Linked DNA regions of Mus musculus: region 2 is linked to region 1. The links are chromatin loops, found by intact Hi-C in ENCODE. Cell type or tissue: heart. All regions are shown on one strand. Region 1 holds the start of Ipo5 (importin 5). Region 2 has its middle 89 kb from the start of Dock9.

The links. Peaks named below come from ENCODE experiments on the same cell type or tissue, not always from the same donor. Only the 100,000 strongest peaks of a DNase experiment are listed, where the experiment ranks them.
Region 2: it touches region 1 in a loop (8-fold over the local background); 2 of 42 quality-filtered maps call a loop at or near these places.

The regions. Positions count from the first base shown.
Region 1 is chr14:120,907,980-120,912,979 of GRCm38, forward strand. Ipo5 (importin 5) reads left to right here and starts at 3,215. Exons shown (of 26, transcript NM_023579.4): 1 at 3,215-3,364. The coding sequence starts at 3,275. In heart, no CTCF peak of the experiment used is centred here; DNase peaks (open chromatin) are centred at 3,002 and 3,672; H3K4me3 peaks cover 2,855 bases; H3K27ac peaks cover 2,110 bases.
Region 2 is chr14:121,784,534-121,789,533 of GRCm38, forward strand. It overlaps a transcript of Dock9 not described here. Among named protein-coding and RNA genes, the nearest start is that of Dock9, 89 kb to the left of the region's middle. In heart, no CTCF peak of the experiment used is centred here; no DNase peak of the experiment used is centred here.

The DNA of each region.
Region 1 (5,000 bases):
ATTCCGAAGCAAGGAACACCGGTCAGAAAGCGCTGTGCCATGTCTCCAAATCCCTGAGAATCAAGTCAAAAACTGGGAGCGACAGAAAACACTGTAGGTAACTGATTCATATCCCTTTAAGTCAATACCTAGTTTAAATGACCAACTATACAGTGCAACTGTGTTAGCCCCTTATTTTATTCTTTAGCAAAGCACTATCCAATAGAAGTAAAATATGTGTTTTTACATGTTATTTTTGTTTCTAACTAGCCATACTTTAATAAGAGAAACAGCTAAAAATTTTAACTATGTTATATATAACATAGTTAATTTCATTAGTAGACTTTAACCCAATATACTCTTTCTACTTGTTGTCAATATAAAATGTTAATGTCTCATTGTCTTTAAAATTCTATGCACATTTTACATTTTTAAACTAAAAGCACATCTCCTTTTGAACGCATTGAGTCATCAATAGGCACACGCCTTTCATCCTAGCGCTTGGGGAGAAGGAGGAGGAGAGGCTCTGTGATTTCAAGCCCATCCAGAGGTAGACAGTGAGACCCACAAAACAATCGAAGGAAACAGAAACTAATAAAACAACTACTACTCCCATAGAGCTCTTGGTGCACAAACTTATGCTGAGGTGTTTATTGTTTAATAATCATCCATAAATATTTGTTTGTTGTTTTAGTCAAAGCCTCATGTAGCCCAGACTGCTCTCATCTTTATGCAGCCAAGGGAGAGCTTGATCTTGAATTCCTGATCATCCTGCTTCCACATCCTGAGTGCTGTGCTTACAGGCACGAATCTTCAGGCTTCCTCTTAGCAGTGCTGTCAAGCCCAGGACCTCATGCATGCTAGGGAAACACTCTACCACTCATCTACATCCCCCAACCCTGCATATATGCAATGTATAGATTCGGCTCTCAGCAGAGTCTGGGGAAAGGCACTGGGATAAACACTTGGAGTCGAGAGCCAGCCAAGATTTTTATAACAGAATCTGATTTGTGGGAAAATCTATAGTTTTAGCTACGACTATATATATTTGCAAGCCTCTAGGTAATTTGTCTTATTTCACTGTTACCTAGTTAATTAAAAATTGGTTACCCAGGCGCAGTGGCGTATGCCTTTAATCCCAGCATTTGTGAGGCAGAGGCAGGTGGATTTCTGAGTTCAAGGCCAGCCTGGTCTACAGAGTGAGTTCCAGCACAGCCAGGGCTACACAGAGAAACCATGTCTCGAAAAGCCAAAAATAAATAAATAAATAAATTTGTTAGTATGTAATTCCCCAATTTAAGAACTCTGAATGAGTAATTCATGTCCTACCCCTCTTTCTCTCTCTCTCTCATACACACACACACACACACACACACACACACACACACATCAAAATTAAAAAAAAAAAAAATCGACTCCAAACTAATGTCGGAAATGGTCTGACCTTGAAGAAAACAAATGTGGCCAAAGAATGAATTCAAGGTAGGAAATCAGTTCTACACAATAGCTTTGCTGGCCTCCTGTAGAGAAAGAATCCCGCCAGTGTGGCAGCTAATAGTAGAGGGGGTGACTTTCTCCACAAATCAACTAAATGCCACTGTAGAAACCGGGACTGGTTCCCACAATTCCACGTGATCCCAGGGCTTCTGGCCAGATTTTGCATGACCTGACCATGGATGATGTAAGACCAACCTTTAAAATCACCCAAGAGAAAATATTTAATACTTTCAAAATGCACAATTGCCAACAAGAAATAAAAAACTTCAACATAAATCCCATGAGCTGCTGAGCTGTAGTTACAGGCCTCAGGCTGTGGAAACCTATTCCTTAGGAAGTAGTCGAGTCCTTTTGACACAAGACATACATCCCCCTTTTCACCTGCTGTCATCCTCAACTTGGGCAATGCTTTGGACACACAGTAGGCTTTTAACTGAGTCTGGGCAAACAGGAGCTGGGATAAACTTGGGAGCTGAGAGCCAGTCAAGATTTTTACAACAGAATCTGAATTGTGGAGAAAGGTCTCCCCTCTATAGGTGTAGCTGCAACCCTGATTACGTTCTGCTTTTCTGGAGGCCAGCGCATCTATTTTGTAGAACTAGTTTCCAACTGGGGATGCTCTTTCATTCTTGGGCCACATTGTTTTTTTTTTTTTTTCAGTGTAGGACCATTTCATACATTATTTTTTTCTTTTGATATGAGCATTTGAGTCTGTGGACATTAGACATGATTCTGAATAGGACATGATTCTCAAAGTGTTTCAGTTTGAGCTCTGCTCTCTCCTGTTTAGGCAGTCCCAGATAGAAAGATGGGCCAACGCTGGTGTTTAAGCACTAGAGTTTAGGAGGTGAGAGGGAGGCAGCCTCTGGTCCCCTCCATGCTGGCACGCATCAACTATCAATGGATCGACCACGTTAGGGAGTGGCTCATGACTTCTCCCATCCTTAGAGAGCAAGGAAGCTCCAAACACCAGGATGGGTGGCAGTTCCCGGGTGGGGAGCGTGCGTGATTTGATCCGGGACGGAGAGGTGCAGGGGGGAAGAGTCCGTGATGAGCAACCCCTCTTCCGGGACAGTCCCTGGACGTGAGTCACAGGACAGAGGAGGGTAGGGACCGCCTGAGTCACAGGCTGAGGGGGACGACACGACACCACAGGGCCAGACAGATGGAGGGGTCTGCAGAGGCGGGTGTGTGTATGCGTGTGTGCTCGCTGCTGGGGGGATTGGGATGGGGTTAGGGAGGGGGGTCCCGGGGCCCCAAAGCCCTAAGGCGCGGCTACGCGGCGGGCGGCAGGGAAAGGGAGTCCAGCCAGCCCGCGGCGCCGAAATCTCCCGCGCTCAGGAGCTGGCCCCTCCTCCGGGCCCGGCCTCACGCCCCTCGCGGCGGCCCAGCCGGATCGGCTCCTCCCAACCCGCGCCCCGGGAACCCCAACCTCGTCCTAACAGCGGCCCTCTGGCCGCCACACACGCCCGCCAGCCCCGCCTCCCGGCGCGCGCTGGAGTGACGACACCGCAGGGTGCGTGACCAATCGGCGTGGCCCTCGAGGGGGGGCGGCCTCGGGCACGCCCCCCGCGCCGCGAGCCAATGGGACGCCGGCGTCGGCGGCCGCGGCCGGGTGAGAGGGCGCGAGGCCCCGCCCCGTCCTCCCTCGGCCCCCTCGGCCCCGCCCTTCTCGCCCGGCCCCTCATCCCCGCGCCGCCGCTGGTGCCGGTCGCCGCGCTGGGCCCGCCCCCAACCCTCCCGCCGGCCCGCCAGCGCGCCTCACAGCTCCCTCCTTCTCTCTCTCACGCCTAGCGCAATGGCGGCGGCCGCGGCGGAGCAGCAACAGTTCTACCTGCTCCTGGGAAACCTGCTCAGCCCCGACAATGTGGTCCGGAAACAGGCGGAGGTAAGCGAATCGGCGGCCCCGGCGCGCCGATCCTTCTCCTCCGCGGCCGGCCGGCTGGCCCTGGGCGCTCGTCGGCCGGCCGGCCGAGCGGCGCGGGTCGGCCCGGCTGGCGGACAGCGGCCCCGCAGCCCACGTGCGCGCCTCCCGCCCGGCCCCGGCCCTTCCGGCCCGTGCAGCGGCGGCGGCGCCGGTTGCCTCGCCGCCGACCCGCGCACACGTGCCACCGCGCCTGACGCGCCCCGCCCGCGGGCCCTGCACCCCAGCCCTGCTCTCCCTCCCCGCGTGGCCCGCCAGCCCTCGCGGGCGGCCAGACCCCGGCAGCTCCTGACCCGTCCCGCTTCCCCCACCACCCCAGCCGCTCCCTTCCCCATCCCAGCTCAGGGAGAACGCGTGTCCTGCCTGTCGCTGCCTTACGGCGTCTTTCCCCCGAGCCCCTTTCTGGTTTCTAAAAGGAACTGCACACGCCGGTCCCTTCAAGATCGTGTGAAGTTGCCTTTGAGGGATCCCTGCTTGACCACCTCGCTCTGCTCTTCTTCCTTCGAATCTTGTTTGATCTCTAGAGATTTGGGCTTATAAACGGGATATACTGGGGGCTGTGGCTGTCTAACTGGGCCAGTGCCATCTCTTTTTCATATAACACAGATCGTTCTCAATCAGTCTTAGATCAAGGGTTCCATTTCAGATACAGTTATAAGCCCATTTGCAAGCTAGCAATAATATTATTAGCTCACTAGAAGACGGAAGATACATTGTTAGTGTTGAAGCTCAGATTTTTGTGAGGTAATTTCTAGGAAAGTTGATACGTGGAGCTCCTTACGACCCATGGGTCTGAAGTTTTTTAGGAGACTCTGAGGATGTGTGAATAGCTTTACTTACAAAGCAAAGATGTCTTTTATATATAGCTAGTGACGTTGACATGTCTTGTACTTACCGACCTAAAGTTGGGAGCTGTCTTTTAAAACAGTTGCTAATTTCGCTTTGAGTAGAATGGATAATCTGGCCACACTTAGATTTTAGTAAGTAAAGAAGTTGGAGACTTAACTTCTGTGTGAAATGGTGCTTTAAACTATGTCCTTCTTAATGGTGCTTTTAATTTTGGGGGGAGGGGAGATAGCGATGTTTGGCTCTCTAGTTTACACAGGCCCTTCAAACCTGTGGCAGTCCCCCAGCCAAGTTTCCTGAGCGCACCAGTTCCCATGCCCGCCTTATTCAAGTAATATGCAGTGTATAGGGGGAAATTCAAAGGGTACAATTCTTAATCCACTCTCCACGTTTATTTCATGAGCCTTCCTTGAAAACGTATCTTTAAAAGCATTCGTGTATACATTATGTTACCTGGGTGGATTTATAGTATACATAGTTCTGCAAATTGAATTTTCCCTCAGTTTCTTTCACATTGTCACCCAGAAGACCATACATTATATAGATAGGTGCATCTCCCTGTGAGTGAGTAATCCGATACTTTTAGTGCGGTCCAAGAGTACTGCACATAGAAATAACGTGTATACTTGTCTGGACGAAGGTAGTATATGTATGTAAAAGTATGCGTAAAAGTAAACTTGCAACAGTTTCCACTTAGGATATGATGATGCCTAAACATTTTGATACTTTGTGCAAACTCGAGGTAATTTTTTTA
Region 2 (5,000 bases), 880 kb after region 1:
CAACGGAACCCATCCTGTCCATCCCTCTACCTCAGAGCATGCAGGCTTGCCTTCAAACACTCCTGCTCCGGCACTAAACCTTTAGCCTTGAAGGGCCTTTATCAAGTGTGATGGGTCCTGATTCAAAAACCTCCTACTGGCAAGCCTTCCTCTCTCAAGGCACCTCACACACATGACAGAAATCGCAGCAGCAGCATGTCTGCTCAGGCTAGACAGCCTATTAACTCCTCCAGGAAAACCTCTGGCCTTCTGTGTGGTTAGTGGTGAACCAATAAAGCCCCTTTAAAAACTTGATATCTGGGCCAGTGAGACTCAAATGGGTAGCAATGCTTGCTACCAAGTCTTACAACCTGAATCTGATGCCCAGGACACACAGTGGAAGGAGAAAGCAACTCCCGGAGGCTGTCCTCTAACCTCTCTGTGTACCACGGCACCCACACAGAGAGAGACAGACAGAGAAAGGCAGACACACACAGAGACAGGCAGACACATATACACAGAAAGACAGACACATACACACAGAGACAGACATATGCACACAAAGAGACAAACACTTGAGCAGAGACAGACAGACACATATACAGAGACAGACAGACAAAGAGAAACATGCCCACAAGAGACAAACACTCACGCAGAGACAGACAGACAGACAAAGAGACAGAGACAGACAGAGAGAAACCTGCTACCCAAAAATTCTAATCACGCTCTTCATTGGTTTTTCACAGAATCGTCTCTATGGAATTCTGGGAATTTTAAAGAATTCTGACATATACAATCTTCAGACTCACAAGAAATAAAATCATATAGAATACATTTCCTAGGGGAAAAAAGTCAACATTCTTTTACCACATTAATGGAGACCTCTCTTTTACTTAGTAAAAGCCTAAGTAAAAATGAGCCTCAGAGACTGGACCAGGAGTCCATAAAGCAGACTCTGTTTTTGCCTCTAACACTACTAGCTATGAGCCGAGATAGACCCCACCTGCCTCTAAAATGAGGAAGCTAGACCTGATAACCTCTCTAAGTGACCTTCCATCTACAAAAAGTAAGCTTATATCTCCATCCCACACATTTCTCTCAGCCCAGGGAATTCTAGGTGCTTTCCAGAAGATTCATGTTCAGCACTGAAGAACTCTCACAGAATTCTGATCTAGAATTGGTATCTTGTAATTTCAGGACCCAGAAGCCTGAGACAGGGGACTGTCTCCAAGTTGAGGCCCATCTGAGCTATATAGTGAGTTCAAGGCCAGCTGAACAACAGTGTTCACCATCTGAAAAGAAGAAAAAGAAGAAGGAGGAGGAGGAGGAGGAGGAGGAGGAGGACAAGGACGAGGAGGACGAGGAGGAGGAAGAAGAAGGAAGAAAGAAGAAAGAAAGAAGAAGAAGAAGAAAGAAAGAAGAAGAAAGAAGAAGAAGAAGAAAGGAAAGAAAAGGAAAAAATACACATAAAAAATATACAGATACAGACAGTCTAACCATTCTGCTAAAAAGAAAAACATAAATTTTAGCTGTGTTCCCTGTTCTTCAATTTTCCCAATTAAAAAAGGAAACAAAATAAAAATAATTTCAAAAAACAGATAATTAAAATCATCCATACATTCCAGAGGCTCAGACAAGATGAGTTTTGGTTTTGATTTTTGGGGGAGGAGTGGGGTATAGACATTATGAAACTATCAAACACGAAACGTCATGGTTTCACACGAGCCTCTTTTCTAAGTAGTGAATGCGCTGGGCAGTGGTGGTTCACGCCTTTAATCCCAGCACTTGGGAGGCAGAGACAGGCGGATTTCTGAGTTCGAGGCCAGCCTGGTCTACAGAGTGAGTTCCAGGACAACCAAGGCTACATACACAGAGAAACCCTGTCTCGAAAACCAAAAAAAAAAAAAAAGCAGTGAATGCTAGGTTCTTAGCTGGTTGTCAGGGTGTATGTGTGTGCGTATGTGTGCACACGTGTGCATGTGCTATCAAGGTGCACAGGTGCTTGTGGAAGACAAAAGACAACCTTAATGTCACTCCTTAGAATCCATCTGCCTTCTATTCCAAGGAATGTCTCTCCCTGGGACATGAAACTCACCAGTTAGTCTTCTGTCTGGCCAGTGAGCCACAGAGATCTTGTCTCCACCTCCTCAGGGAAGGGACTGCAAGCAGGCACCACTGCACACCACCATTCAGGTCCTCAAGCTTGCACGGCAAACACTTTACCAGCTGAGCAGCTTCCCCAGGCAGGGCTGACAATATTTTGCACCAAAATACACATGTGGCCTCACCTCAGGAACACATTACCACGCACATCTGCATAGGCACCAAGATACGCATCCTTGATGGATTATTAACTTGTGAAAGCAGAACACCTGAGAATCTTCAGGCACGCAAAAAACCGCATTCCTGCCTTTTCCTGTTTCCCTTCTTGCAGCTGACAGCTCACGCGGCTACGGCTACGTGTCCTCCAACAGCGCCCTTACTCAGTATTGAAAATGCGCACCAGGAATTGCTCCGCACGAGCAGGGTGCTTAAGGGTCACATGGTTCTCCTTTATCTGGTCCTCTGGACCAACAGCAGCAAGCATTTGTGGCACTTCCGTGTGCCAAGCCCCACTAGAGTGCTAATATGCTAAGTGCTTAATATGCAGCTGCTCCACTCTTGACAAAGATCTCTTGGATAAGTGCTATGTGGGTGTCCATTCTCCGGATGAAGAAACAAAAAGTGGGAATGGAGGAGGTGGTTGGAGCCCCCTGAGCCCAAGCCCTACCATCCAGCCACTGCCAGCCAGGACCGGAGCACTGCTCTAGAATCAGGAAACGGTGCATTACCAGCTACACACGGGTGTTGTGGAACGCAGGGAACATGCACCTGACCTTTAATCTAGTCCTGCAGCAAAGACAACGGCCACTGCATCTGTGAGCTCGTCAAGTGCTGTCCCGGGCAAGATGTTGCCTATTCTTTTTCCAAGTAAGTCGTTTCGTGCACAGACTGCCGTAACCTGTTTTTAACACGGTAAACATCCTTCGTTAGAACATTTCTAGATCCACATGACTGAACATGCATCCTCTGACAAGGCAGAATTTCTAGGGGCTGGAAAGATGGCTCAGTGGCTAAGAGTGCTTACTTGCAGAGTCCCAAGTCCAGTTCCCGGCACAGACGTAGCGATTCAAGACCTGCTGTGACCCCAGCTCCAGAAGATCAGATGTGTTCTCCTGACCTGTTCCGGCATCAGACACTCACATGGTACACTTACATATACGTGGACACTCATTCACATAAAGTAAGACAAACCTTTGTTCTAATTTTTTAAAATACAGTATGTCAAACTAAGCACAGAGTTTTAGGATACACCCCAAGAAAGTCAAATGAGATCCCAGGAAGCCCTGCCTTCACCCTGGCCTTCACTCTCAGATCAGCAATCAGTAAACTAGGAAGCAGCCTCGGCCCATATGATAGCTACGTTTCGTTTATCCCTGTCAACAAAAAAGGGAGGTCAGCCTGTACTAAGACCATTCAAATCTGATCAGATCAGACGTGCCCTTAATGTGGGATGATTCAAGCTACGAATAGGGGCAAAAAACAAAAACAAAAAGTCAGAAAAGATGAAAATAATAACTAATCAAAGCATTAAAGAGAAGCAGTTGCCATCCTGGTCTGTGAAATTCATCTTGTTCAATGAGAGTGCAACATTGCCAATGGTTAAGCGGACCTCAGCTTTCGGCAATCCTCCTGCCTCAGCGTCATCACAGCTTGGACTACAGGCATGTACCACCATGCCTGGCTTTTAACTGGTGATATTTGAGCTTTGTTCTGTTTTTAGAAAAATGAGTTCCTAAACACCTAGTTGCACAGTCACATTTGGGGGCTCTTTGTATTCAGATGTGTGGCTCCTTGAAAATCCTAGCAGGAAAGAGTTCAAATCTGACCTGCATTTCCTAAAGTAAAGCAGACACAGTGTCAGTCTTACAGTATGTATCCATCAGACACTGTGGCAACAAGAAACCAGCATGCTGGGTGAGAACTAGAGACAGAGGTCTGACACCAGGGTAAAGTACCACGAGGCCAATAGAAAGGGCACAAGGAAGGGAACATGGAGGACTCGGGGACTGAGGGGGAAAAGAGACCTGGCAGGTGTGTTCATCTTCAGTGTTTCGTTAATTCGATGAGGGACATGGTAGCTCACGCCCATAATCCCAATACTCAAGAGGCTAAGACAGGAGCATGGCCTTTGAGCTTGAGGCCAGCCTAGACTACAGTGGGTACCAGGCCAAGGCTGGGCTACAGAGCAGGATCTTGTCTCAAACAAAAACGTTTACATACACACACCACACACTATGCACAAACACACACATACATATACATATACACACATATATACACAAACACATGTACATGCAGACACACACATACATATACATCTACATACACTACAAACACACACATATAGACACACACATACACTACACACAAACACACACATACAGAGACAGAGACACACATATACATTACACACAAACATACACACAGACACACACATACACATACTCATACATACACATACACACACCACACACACTACACACAAACTTACGCACAGAGACACACACATATATACACACAGACACACACACACACACACACACACATATATATATACACACAGAGACACACATACATACACATACTCATACACACACACACACTACACACAAACACACACATACAAACACAAACAGAGACACATAGTTTGCTGTGTGTGTATGTATGTACACAGGCACTAGGGAAACACAGTGAGCCAACAGACAGTGGGACAAAGAGATTATTAAATTTATACACAAATAAGCATAAAGCCATGCTGATCAGCACAAAGGAAAAGGAGAAGACAGTTCATCTTGGTGGAGAGGACGACTGAGTTCAGGTGTGGAGGACCTGGGGCATTCCTGGAAGCTGATGCGACCACCAAGAGCCCAGTCAGTGATCAATGGGAGGGGTGCCTCCTAAGGGTACCTTAGCCGCCA